Linked DNA regions of Homo sapiens: region 1 is linked to region 2. A link is a contact called in ENCODE Hi-C or POLR2A ChIA-PET data. All regions are on one chromosome and are shown on one strand. Each heading gives the region's core, a stretch centred on a gene start or an enhancer-like site at or near the end of the contact. The rest is flanking DNA. Distances are from core to core; before and after follow the strand shown. Region 1 overlaps LOC105377144 (a long non-coding RNA gene). Region 2 overlaps SLC25A26 (solute carrier family 25 member 26).

What was found. A loop is a pair of places that touch in the nucleus more often than their neighbours do. ChIA-PET counts read pairs that join two places held with the same protein, here RNA polymerase II (POLR2A). Pooled maps may share reads with other maps.
Region 1: a loop to region 2 is called in a pooled map, with 4 times the contacts of the local background. The contact joins two enhancer-like sites. A Hi-C loop is called at or near these places in 1 of 168 maps with a recorded cell type or tissue (CD4-positive, alpha-beta memory T cell), 1 of 37 single-sample maps with no recorded cell type and 12 of 50 pooled maps. POLR2A ChIA-PET finds 5 or more read pairs at or near these places in 1 of 52 experiments (activated T-cell).

Annotation. Positions count from the first base shown.
Region 1 is chr3:66,820,324-66,826,363 of GRCh38, reverse strand. The region is part of intron 2 of LOC105377144 (a long non-coding RNA gene); the gene reads left to right. Among named protein-coding and RNA genes, the nearest start is that of KBTBD8, 170 kb to the left of the region's middle. Within about 2 kb of position 3,928, at least 3 of the 41 ENCODE cell types and tissues checked have a DNase peak (open chromatin) inside an H3K27ac peak, as active enhancers do.
Region 2 is chr3:66,373,189-66,380,079 of GRCh38, reverse strand. It overlaps SLC25A26 (solute carrier family 25 member 26), which reads right to left. Exons shown (of 10, transcript NM_001379210.1): 10 at 1,157-2,390. The coding sequence ends at 2,273. LRIG1 (leucine rich repeats and immunoglobulin like domains 1) reads left to right here. Exons shown (of 19, transcript NM_015541.3): 19 at 1-1,283. Among named protein-coding and RNA genes, the nearest start is that of LRIG1, 120 kb to the left of the region's middle. Within about 2 kb of position 1,624, at least 3 of the 41 ENCODE cell types and tissues checked have a DNase peak (open chromatin) inside an H3K27ac peak, as active enhancers do.

The DNA.
Region 1 (6,040 bases), core at 2,679-5,178, 440 kb before region 2:
ACCAAGTTCTTTATAGTGCCTGGAGGCCGGGCAGCCACCACCTGCAAAGAGCTCCCTGCTCAGTAGAGCAAAGACTGGTGCTTGAAGCCTCTCAGATACCATGGGGTAAACTTGTTCCCACAGATACTTGTGGGGAGGACTCTGTGGGAAGGTGGACATCTTGTATGTGCACAGGCACAGGTAGGGGTCAGGGATTGGGTTGTTTCATTGCAAAATAAGAAGTTGACTTTAGGATGACAAGACCTTGATAGCCAGTAAGTTTGGGCTTTAAGGACCTCCTCCTTTGGGATATCTTGGGCATGTCTATGTGGATTGGGAAACTAGCGTTTTAGAATAAATGTTCTGAGAGAGGAACTACAGACTCTGGTTATAAAAATTGAATAATCTCAGTTGTAAGATGGACTTTGAAGGTGATTTCATTCAAATCTGTTATTTTACAGATGAGGAAACTGATGCAAAAAAGGAAGGATGGAAGGTCATTTAGTTAGGGGAAGGAATAATTGCTTTTTCCTCAAAACCATAGTATTAAGTGATGGTTCTATTTCAGTGAATCCTGCCATGGCCCTGACATTTCAAGCTGGGCTCTGAGCCTGGTGGTAGACCACTGTGCAGCATATAGAGCAGCCAATGCGATTAATACAAAGTCCATGACTGGGGAAAGAGCCTTGTTGCCCTGGAGATATCTAAGCCCACAGTCATTGATCTCCAGAGCAAGGCACCTACTCCAGGCATAGTGGGAAACACCACCCTTCAACCCTAAGTCCAGAGTTCTGCTAGAAAAGCTGCTTGTGACTGCAGTGCCAGTCAATTGGCCCCAAGAGGTGTCCTGGGAAGTCAATGCCTCTGGTAACACACTAAGCTGTCCACTATTAGAAGCCTCTGGGCCCCTGGGCCCCTGGGTTATGTTAGCACAAGAATATACTTCTCTTTCCTTTCCCATGTGAGCCGCACCGTGGCAGTGAGTTGGCGTGAAACAAACCCTTGGCAGCCATCTGCAAGGGGTAAAAAAGACTTCAGCTAATCACACTTGCAGATAAAAAGTCCAACTCCTCCCTGATCCCAGGGGAATCTTCAAAAAGGCCCCTGCTTGGGCCAGGCACAGTGGCTCACGCCTATAATTTCAGCACTTCGGGAGGCCTAGGTGGGCAGATCACTTGAGGTCAGGAGTTTGAGACCAGCCTGGCCAACATGGTGAAACCCTGTCTCTACTAAAATTATAAAAATTAGCCAGGCATGGTGGCACATGCCTGTAATCCTAGCTACTGGGGAGGCTGAGGCAGGAGAATCACTTGAACATGGGAGGTTGCAGTGAGCCAAGATCGTGCCACCACACTCCAGCCTGGGCAACAGAGTGAGATTCCATCTAAAAAGAAAAAAACAAAAAAAAAACGGAAGGCCCTTGCTCGGCCTATTCTGGGAAGAGTCCTCCAGCAGACCCAGAGAGAAATTGTGTGGGGGGTTCTCTTAAGCATTTCCGTACTAAACTACTCATGGCTTTGTTGCAGGCCTCTGCAGAAATTCAAAATCATACGAATTTGAAGAACAGACATCGTAAGGTTCACAGGAGGATAAGCACACAGAGAGGGTCAGTTGGGGTCTAGGCATCACAGACCCACTCCACCAGCTTTTTTTTTTTTTTAAGAGACTAGTCTCACTCTGCCGCCCAGGCTTGACTGCAGTGGCATGATTATGGTTCACTGTAACCTTGAACTCCTGGTCTCAAGCGATCCTCCCACGTCAGCTTCCTGAGTTGCTGGAATTACGGGCACATGCTGCCACACCTGGCTCCCCCATCCCCTCTTCTACCAGTTCTCCACCTGCGCAAACTGGGTCTTCTTTAACTCTCATTTTTTTAAGACAGAATACTTGTCCAGTAATCCATTTATCCATTCACTATTTATTTAGTGAGTCCCAGACACTGTGCTAAACATCAGGGATGCAACCATGACATGACATATGTTCCTGTCCGCAATGAGCCTGCAGTGTGCTGGAGATCTCGATGACTGCACCACAGGTAACAAATGCTGGGATTGGCATCAGTAGAGAATGACAGGATAATGCACTGGAAGAGCACCTAACCCAGTCTTGGAGGGTCAGGAAGGGCATCTTAGAATAAGTGATTTTTTAACCAGGATCTTAAGAGTAATCCAGTCACTTGTCAAAGGTGAAGGTACAAGGGTGATATAAGATGGTGGAATTGCACATAGAGGAAACGGTTTGTAAACTAAAGCTCAGAGGCGAGAAAGGATTTCTAGTTCATCCAGAAATCTGAAAGATTAAGATGATTTAGATTAATGAAAAGAAAATAACATAGAGATGGGAGTCCCAGGTCCACGGCTCTGGGACTGGCACAGTGATGTACTAGCAGTGTGACCTTACACAAGTCACTTCTCTTGGGGCCTCAATTTCCTCATCTGTAATACAAAGGGATTGGCCTAGGAGACAGTGGAGAGTAGAGGAACATAAAGCCCCCACCTCATGTCCCTGGCACAAAGATTCTTGAGGGACTTGTGTTGGAGGGGCAAGGCCGGTCACCTTGGTCTCCGTCTTTAGAACTACTTCATGTTCCTGCAGTCATGTGGGAAGGAGGGCACCAGGGAGGCCGTGGAAACTTTCCCAGGACCTGGGCCACTGAAGTCGCCACCGAGTTCTATTATCAGAAGGAGACATTTGTACAGTCCTCGCTCTTTGATAGTCTGTGTCTAAAATGTTTTGTTAAGCCTGGAAAAAGGCAAATACTTACGTGTGATTAGATGGCATGCTGAAAGAACTTTCAATGTTTAATGAATGGAAAGCAAATATTGATTGGAACTTTTAAAATGGTGTATAGCATAAAAAACAATGTTTACTAAGGCACTTACACTTGTCCTGCACATAGTAGGTGCTTAGTAATGATCTTGATTTAAATAAACGTATAATACACCTAGTAACCCTGATACTAGATGTTTGTTACATAGGACTTGTTACTATTTGATTTCCAAAAAAAAAAAAAAAAAAAAAAAAAAAAGCCACCTAGTTTTAGGGCAAGTTCCCAATGTATTAACTTAAGCTCATGGGATGTTTTTCTCCATGTAAATTTCTTCTGACTTGAAACAGTACCCATGGCAGTGGCCAAACAAATGTCAGTCAAGGCAAAGCCATATCGTCACATCACAACATGTTGTAATCAAGGTCACAGACCAAACTCATGCTTTATCTCTCAACTGCTAAGGTCTTTGTGCTGCTGAGAACAACTGTTACAAATACTGGAAGATATTGCTTAAAGGCAAACAGAATGAGTACTTGGAGGAGTTGGCCCCATAAATGATATATTTCATAACTGATTCCACTTTTAAAGGAAGCTGCTTCTGTTGTTAAATACCCATAAGATAGGTGCCCCCTGCATAGCTATAACCTATAGTCTTTTAAACTATACATAAGAACCATTTAAAATACTTTGGTAGGTAAGACTGCATTAACAGAAACAAAGAGGTTAATTTGGGAAGGTTATACTTTGGTTTCACGAAAACACGTCAAGCTGTTCAGCCCACATTACACCTGGTGCAGACATCACACCGTAATCACACAGGCCATGCGTCATTTCATCTCTGCTCACCCAAAACAAGAGATGTCGCCAGTGAAAAATATTTTCTAGGTGGGAGATGTTCAGGTAAGGATTTCAGAGGCAAGAGAATTTAAAAGCAGCTAGTGTGAACTTTTTCTCAAAAAACCCTAAAAATTAGAGAAGGCCATATGCGGTCTTTGGAACAGACACATAACTGGAATGTCGCCACCCCTTTCTTGAGTTTGAGAGGCACCAATATGCATTCCCAGACCATGTGTTTTCAAGCACCCTTACTTGTCTAAGGGCCACCTAGGAGACAGCTGATAACAGCTCCAGAAATCACCACAAGGGGGAGCATTGACCTGGCGAGTCAGGTGGAGTCTATAGTCTGGACTTTTAGGGCACCTCATGAAGCCAACTTGCAACATTCACAGGTTCAGCCATTACCCAAGCTGGAAGCCAGCCCTGTAACACTTAGTCCGTGTGAGCTGAACATCTACCACCTTTTAGGATCCCAACCAAACTCTTATCCTACAAGTCACCCCAGGGGTCTGGAAGCTTCTCAAGCAAAATGTTTTCTTTACTCCCTGTTCTGAACATTGGGAGTGTGCTGCGTAAACCTCCCGAGAAAGCTCAATTCAAATGTCTGCAATCCTTCTTAGAAAGGGGAGGATCTGTCTTTTGGGCCCTGCGGGTAATTCCTCTTCCTAATGCTGACCACGGGGACTCCCCAAGAACATTTCCACTTCAGCAAGAATGTTGAACAATTTGCGTAACCTTTCCCAGGTACCTGCTATAACCCATTCTAGAAATCTAAATAGAAAACTCTATTTTTCCATCTAGTGTCCATGCAAGGATGGTGCATTTCTGCCAAAAATAAGTTTGGGGTCTGGCGTGTTATCTCCAGTTGATTCTTACAAATGACTGACCAAAGAAAGTGAAAGAGAAAAGAAAACAATTCGTGGAAAACTCATAAATAACTGTTTGTCCCCCTCCCCCAAAGCTCTGTAAATGTAAAGAACACAACATATATGGAAAATACACCCAAATTTAATGTGCAGTTTGCTTGCCATGTAACTGTTCATACATATTTTGCCACCTAAAGAAAACTGTGCAGCTTCTAATTGTTTTGTTCCATTTTGTTTTGTTTGACACGGAATTTCACTCTTATTGCCCAGGCTGGAGTACAATGGCTCAATCTCGGCTCACTGCAACCTCCGCATCCCGGGTTCAAGTGATTCTCCTGCCTGAGTCTCCCAAGTAGCTGGGATTACAGGCATGTGCCACTATGCACAGCTAATTTTTGTATTTTTAGTAGAGATGGGGTTTCTCCATGTTGGTCAGGCTGGTCTCGAACTCCCAACCTCAGGTGATCCTCCCACCTCGGCTTCCCAAAGTGCTGGGATTACAGGTGTGAGCCACCGTGCCTGGCCTCTAATTGTTATTGTGACATATTTTCTTCTGGCTTTACAATTTATTTTTGTAACTGAGGCCTTAGACCCTAGGTGCTAAGACGGTGCAGGTCATTTTTGTGTAGAAAGTTACACTAATGTTGACAATTCACTTGCACTTGACAATTCACTTTTTGGCCAAAGAGGAAATAAAAAGAAAGTATATTGGTGTGCAATATACTAGCTTTGGAAAATGAGAACAGTTTAAGGATCTGGTTAGAATTTACAGGTCTCCCAACCTAAAACTCACTGTTATTCCTATTATTGCAGTTTCATTGGAGCAGAAAATTTAACCCAATGACCAGGAAACTGAAGAGACTCCGTAGCCTGAGAAGGGAATTATTCAAAGGAAAAAGGTCCTAACTTACGTGTTGAAACTCTGTTCAAAACTTCTAAGGGAAAGAATAGGCCATATAGGAACATTCCTGATATTGGTCATTTGTATTTCTGAAACTCTTCACAGTAAACCATCTCGGCGTACGTTGTTACTTTGAATTTTCACAGCAACCCTGAGAAACTGGCTTGAGGGCAGTTATTATTCTTTACAAATAAGGAAATTCTAGATGTCAGGCTCACAGTCACCCAAATAACTGGCAGAATCAGCCCTCAAGTCCAGACCTTCTGAATTTGAAAGTTCACTGCTTTTTTTTGTATTCTTGCTGCTACTTTCTAAGAAGCAGAAAACAGGCTCATTTGATTGTGAGACCTTTCAAGGTAACTATACTTGCAGGCAAATAGTGTCTTCACAATAAAGCTGCCTACTTCTTTGCAAGAGATTTCACAAAAAAAGGGCTTTTTCTACTCATGCTTACTGTCAGTGGTGAGACATAAAACTGAAAATGTCTTAAAGGACTAAGTTAGCATTTTGATGCTGTGAGCCTTTTAAATACCCCATTGTCTCTGAAGAGAAGGACAATCAGCCTTTGTACTGCCAGGGCATTTTTCATCCATCCCGGATCCCTGGAAGGCCCCATTCCTCAGAAGGGCTGTTGTCTTTTTCCTGCCACAACATCAGTGCAACATATCTCACATTTAAGACGGCAGC
Region 2 (6,891 bases), core at 375-2,874:
AAAGGCAAAAAAAGTATTTGATATCATTGTACATAAGAGTTTTCAGAGATTTCATATATATCTTTTACAGAGGCTATTTTAATCTTTAGTGCATGGTTAACAGAAAAAAATTATACAATTTTGACAATATTATTTTTCGTATCAGGTTGCTGTTTAATTTTGGAGGGGGTGGGGAAATAGTTCTGGTGCCTTAACGCATGGCTGGAATTTATAGAGGCTACAACCACATTTGTTCACAGGAGTTTTTGGTGCGGGGTGGGAAGGATGGAAGGCCTTGGATTTATATTGCACTTCATAGACCCCTAGGCTGCTGTGCGGTGGGACTCCACATGCGCCGGAAGGAGCTTCAGGTGAGCACTGCTCATGTGTGGATGCCCCTGCAACAGGCTTCCCTGTCTGTAGAGCCAGGGGTGCAAGTGCCATCCACACTTGCAGTGAATGGCTTTTCCTTTTAGGTTTAAGTCCTGTCTGTCTGTAAGGCGTAGAATCTGTCCGTCTGTAAGGCGTAGAATGAGGGTTGTTAATCCATCACAAGCAAAAGGTCAGAACAGTTAAACACTGCCTTTCCTCCTCCTCTTATTTTATGATAAAAGCAAATGTGGCCTTCTCAGTATCATTCGATTGCTATTTGAGACTTTTAAATTAAGGTAAAGGCTGCTGGTGTTGGTACCTGTGGATTTTTCTATACTGATGTTTTCGTTTTGCCAATATAATGAGTATTACATTGGCCTTGGGGGACAGAAAGGAGGAAGTTCTGACTTTTCAGGGCTACCTTATTTCTACTAAGGACCCAGAGCAGGCCTGTCCATGCCATTCCTTCGCACAGATGAAACTGAGCTGGGACTGGAAAGGACAGCCCTTGACCTGGGTTCTGGGTATAATTTGCACTTTTGAGACTGGTAGCTAACCATCTTATGAGTGCCAATGTGTCATTTAGTAAAACTTAAATAGAAACAAGGTCCTTCAAATGTTCCTTTGGCCAAAAGCTGAAGGGAGTTACTGAGAAAATAGTTAACAATTACTGTCAGGTGTCATCACTGTTCAAAAGGTAAGCACATTTAGAATTTTGTTCTTGACAGTTAACTGACTAATCTTACTTCCACAAAATATGTGAATTTGCTGCTTCTGAGAGGCAATGTGAAAGAGGGAGTATTACTTTTATGTACAAAGTTATTTATTTATAGAAATTTTGGTACAGTGTACATTGAAAACCATGTAAAATATTGAAGTGTCTAACAAATGGCATTGAAGTGTCTTTAATAAAGGTTCATTTATAAATGTCAGTATAGTTGGTGGTCCTTCTTTTACAAACGCAGTCATTCTGCCTTTAATTATCTTCCCCCAAAAAAGAAAAAAAAAATAGGCGAAGCAAAATCACATACTGTTTGTTTGCTCCAGGGCAGACAACACTGCTAGATTCCTGACATTTTGTTTTGAATTTTTCTACACCTGGAGCTTGTTAGTCAAGGTCTAAAATCCCTAAGTGTGGTGACCTTTCCATTTCATCCTGCCTTTTCAAAGCTGGCCCAGGCCCTCCTTTCAGTCTGACATGAGAATGGCGAGAATGGCTCACCCACCGTGCCCTCCTGCACGAAGCCAGCTGGGCCCACCTAGTCACTTGAGTTGCAGCTGCTTTCTCTCACACACCACAGGGGGCGCTGGACACATCTCTGTAAAATAATACAATTGTGCGTTTTTATGGGTGAAATCTGAGGGTAATTAAAACCAGCAGCCTAGTTACCCAGAAAGAGTGCTTGCTATGCACCTGTAGTTCAATCTTTCTTTCTTTTTCAACAAAGCCTACCCTTACACAACAGGAATTAACTAGGGGGAGAAACACCCACATACACAACTCTTCCCCAAGTCTCCTTTTCCCAAACAAACAAACAAGCTATTCTTTTAGAATTATAACCATCTTGCCTTCTGCTGAATCCACCATCAGGTGGCAGGAAATGAAAGATCAGATACAGATCAAATGAAAGCTCTAAAAGGCCTGGCCTCAGCATTACCAAACTTATTTATTAAGAGGTTCTGAGGAAATTGTTCAGAGTACCGCCACAGACCCCGTTTTCTTCTCTTAGCTCTCTGGCATACAGGCCAATGACTTCATACCAGCCAGCCTATACCACGGATGGCACAATCTCCATGCCGGTATCTTAGCACAACTGGTCTTCAGCACTGGGGCCTATAGTTCAGACAGCTGCTCAGCGGAAGAGGGTTTGCACTGCAGGCCCCTCTCTTGACAGAAGTGGAGGTGAGGCTTGTCTCTGCTTCAAGGACTCTTTCTGCCAACTTCCAACAGCAAGCTGTGCGTTCGGTCATAAGCCCCCAGAAAGATGAAACCTCCCAGACTGATGGCTGCCATTCGAGGGAAGACACCTGCAAATAATCTAGGGGAAAAAACAGGATTTTTAATGTTGTGCGTATTTTAAAAAAAGGTTAAATTCCAATACCCACAGCTTGCTCAGCTCAATACACCATGCTCATTAGTGGCTAACTACCAAACAGCTTGTGAACGCTCCCAAATAAGGCAAGTAATAGCTGTGTCCCAACAGTAGTTCTAAAACTTTCATGCCATTTTTCCCTTTGAAACATGAAATTGATTTTTTTTAAAAAGGTGTTAAAGAGCTGAATCCTAGGTAAGGCTGGAAGGCACTTCCAGCCCACACCTCTAAAGTGATCTCCAGGGGTTGCTCAGTGAAGAGATTTTTGGGCAATGCTGCCGCTCCACCCACTGACTCAGTTGCATTTTGTCCTTCGAGACCCCAAAACATGACGTCACGACAACGAGTTGAACCTCCATGGATTCCCTGTGTTCCTTTTCTGTCTAAAGGCATGAAAGGCAAATGGGCTGTGGCTGTGAAGGGGGCAGCATGCCTCCACCTGCACAGTCCCCTTGGTATCACAGAAGGTGCTGCTAACCAGCCAAGGTGCAATGTAGAATAATCAGAGCAATGCAAAGTAAAACTACAATGCCACGAGGATACAAATTGGGGATTCATTCTTTAAAACTGCCCCCCCTCCCCATACCTACTCAGATATTTGTTCAAAAATTTTCATTGTGGCATTGCTGATGGTGATATAAGTTATGGCACAGTATAAACATACAGTGGATGATTATGTAGCTGATAAAGATGAGGAAATCTACAGATGCCAACATAAAAAAATTACAAAACAGGTTTAAAAAACTAAGTCCAAGGACTATGATTCCATATCTAAAAGGCAAGCCAGGGATGTGTCTTAAGCCCTAAACTGAATGCCTGCTGCCTGTGGATTATAGGACACATTCCTGGCCCACGCTTCCATAACCTTTGAACCTTTTCACCAAGAGTACAGGCATGACTCAGAGATATTTCAAGTTTGGTCCCAGGCCAAGTTTGGCCACCATAATAGTGAATATTGCAATAAAGCAAGCCATTCAAATTTCTTCGTTTCCCAGGGCACAGAAAAGTTATGTTTCTACTACAGTCTATTAAGTATGCAGTAGCAATTATGTCTAAAAATTGTACATACCTTAATTTTAAAATGCTTTATTGCTAAAAAATGCTCATGAGCATCTGAGCCTGCAGTAAATTGTAATCTTCTGGCTGATAGAGGGTCTTGCTTTGAATGATGGCTGCTAACTGACCAGGGTAGTGGCTGCTGAAGGTTGGAGTGGCTGTGGAAATTTCTAAAAATAGTAATTGTTGCATTGATGGACTCTTCTTTTCATGAAAGATTTCTCTGTAGCACACAATACATTTTGCCCACAGTAGGACCTCTTTCAAAATTGGAGTCAACCGTCTCAACTCTGCCACTGTTTTCTCAACTAAATTGATGAAATATTCTAAATCGTTTATTGTAATTTCAACAGTGTTCACCGTATCTTCACCAGGAGTAGATTCATCTCAATAGATCACTTTCTTTGCTCACCCATAAGAACCAACTCCTCATCCGTTCAAGTTTGATCATGAGATTGTGGCAATTCTTTACATCTTCAGGCTCCACTTCTGACTACGGTGGTCTTGCCATTTCCAGTACATCTAGTATGTGTTTCCCTCCACTAGTCAGCCATGAGGATTGGAATCAACTTCTTCCAAAGTCCCAGCATGGTCAATATTTTGACCTCCTATGAAGCCACTAATGTTCTTACTGGTATCTAGAATGGTGACTCCTTTCTAGAAGGCTTCCAATTTACTTTGCCCACATCTAGCAAAGGAATCACTGTTGATGCAGCTGTAGCCTTATGAAATTTAATAAAACCTGAAAGTTAAAGTAACTCCTTGATCCACAGGCTAAGGAATGGATGTTGATAGTAGGCATGAGAACAACATTCATCTCCAGCAGAACTCCAGGGTGACCAGGTACACTGTCAATGAGCGGAAATATTTTAAAAGGAATCTTTTCCTCTGAGCACTAGGTCCCAGCAGTGGGCTTAAAATATTCAAGAAAGCATGCTGTAAAGAGATGTGCTGTCGCTCAGGCTTTGTTGTTCCATTTCTACAGCAGAGGCAGAGTCGATTTAGCACCATTCTTAAAGGCTCTAGGATTTTCAGAAGAGTCAATGAGCATTGGCTTCAACTTAAAGATACCAGCTGCATTAGCCCCTAACAAGAGAGTCAGCCAGTCCTTTGAAGCTTTGAGGCCAGGCATTGATGTCTCCTCTCTAGCTAGGAAAGTCCTAGATGGCATCTTCTTCTAATCGAAGGCTGTTTCATCTACCCTGAAAATCTGTTGTTTAGTGTTAGTGCCTTCATCGATGATCTTAGCTAGATCTGGGTAACTTGCTGCAGCTTCTCCATCAGCACTTGCCACTTCACCTTACACTTCTGTGTTACAGAGATGACTTCTTTCCTTAAACTTCATGAATCAACCTCTCCTAACTTCAAACCCTGCAGCTTCCTCACCTCTCTCAGCCTTCAGGGAAGAGAGTTAATGCCTTGCTCTGGATTAGGTTTTGGCTTAAGGGGATGTTGTGGCCGGTCTGATCTTCTATCCAGACCAAACTTTCTTCGTATGTGCAATGAGGCTGTTACACTTATCATTTGTGTATTCACTGGATAGCACTTTTCATTTCCTTCAAGAACTTTTCCTTTGCATTTACAATTTGGTTAACTGTCACAAGAGGCCTAGATTCTGGCCTATCTCAGCTTTCCACATGCCTTCCTCACTAAATTTAATCATCTCCAGCTTTTATTTTTAATTAATTAATTTTTTTTTTTGAGATAGGGTCTTGCTGTTACCCAGGCTGGAGTGCAGTGGCACGATCGTGGCCCACAGCAACCTCTACCTGCTGAGCTCAGGTGACCCTCCCACCTCAGCTTCCCAAGTAGCTGGGACTACAGGCACACACCAACATGGCCAGCTAATTTTTGTATTTTTTGTAGACAGGGTTTGGCATGTTGCCTAGGCTGGTCTTGAACTCTTGGGCTCAAGCCATCTGCCACCTTGGCCCCCCAAAATCCTGGGATTACAGGTGTGAGCCACCATGCCCGGCCCGAGTTTTTTATTTAAAATGAGAAAGGTGTGATTCTTCCTTTCACTTCAACACTTAGAGGCCACTGGAGGATTATTAATTGGCCTAACTGCAATATTGTGTCTCACAGAATAGAGGCCTAAGGGAGAGAGAGAGGGAATGGCTGGTTGGAGACACAGCCCGAACCCACACCACATTTGTCGATTAAGTTTGCCGTCTTCGGTGGACACAGTGGGTGATGCCCCAAAACAATTACAGTAACATCGAAGACGGCTGATCACAGATCACCACAGCAGATATGATAATGAAAATATTTGACAGGTGAGAATTACCAAAATGTGACACAGACACAAAGTCATCATGTGCTATTGGAAAAGGGCTCTGCAAGACTCGCTCAACGCAGGGTTGCCACAAACCTTCAATTTGGAAAAAAAGTGCACTGAGAAGTGCAATTAAACAAAATATGCCTGTATTACTTCTGTAAGCAGAAAGAGTTAATGAAGGCAAAACTAGTGCATATGCCAGTGAAAAGACTTCTGGTCAGGTCTATGGAAGAAAACTGAAAATGGTCAAGTATGCCAACAGTAGCTATGCATCCTTTAAGATACAGGAAAAGCCTCCATGACAAGCAAGCTGGTGGCCTGGAGAGAAACATGGCAGGAAGACGGTCCCTGCAGGCTGCTCCCAGCACCTGACTGCATCCTTTCTCCCAACACCTTTGAGCTGTTGGGGGAGGCTGAGCAGCCTCCCTCTGTTTGCAGCACTTGGCACTTCTAAGGAAAATGAGACACTTAAGAAGAGTTTTGTGGGCCCTTTTTAGTTAGCTAGCTATGGGTTTAAATCATTACAATACTGCACATAAAATTAAGGACCACGATTACTTGTCCAAAAATAACCATGAAAATTGTATTGAAAACCAAACTACACTTGCTTAAAAAAAAAAAAAAAATCAGCATCATGCAAAGGGTGGGTGGTGAGGACAGAAACTTATAAATTACCACTATGTCCTTCCTGCCTGAAAGACAGATGAGCCTCCCTGCTCCTACCTTACGAAGGAAAGAGTGCTAGACAGGCGGCCAGCAGATGCCGAGCTGTGGGAGACCACTCTGGCCACAAAGTTCTCCCACCTTTACTACCTTACTTATTTCTAAACGCCAGTGTCTTGTTCAGCTTCTGCCACTCACAAGCTCAGCTGCTCCTGGCAAGACACAGATGGAAGCAGTTTATGGTTTCAACAGATGACCACTGAATCTATTAACGTAATTACGGCCTTAACGTGGAGTAATTTGTACAGTGAGGGCCCCAGCCAGTCTCGCAGGTGAAGACTTTTGAGTTGAGCAGGAGCGTGTTCTAGTGCCCACAGATTAAATGAGAGCAAACGTAAGCACTTACAATGCCAGACAGAAAGGGATGCTCGCGGCAGTGGCAGCTACTAC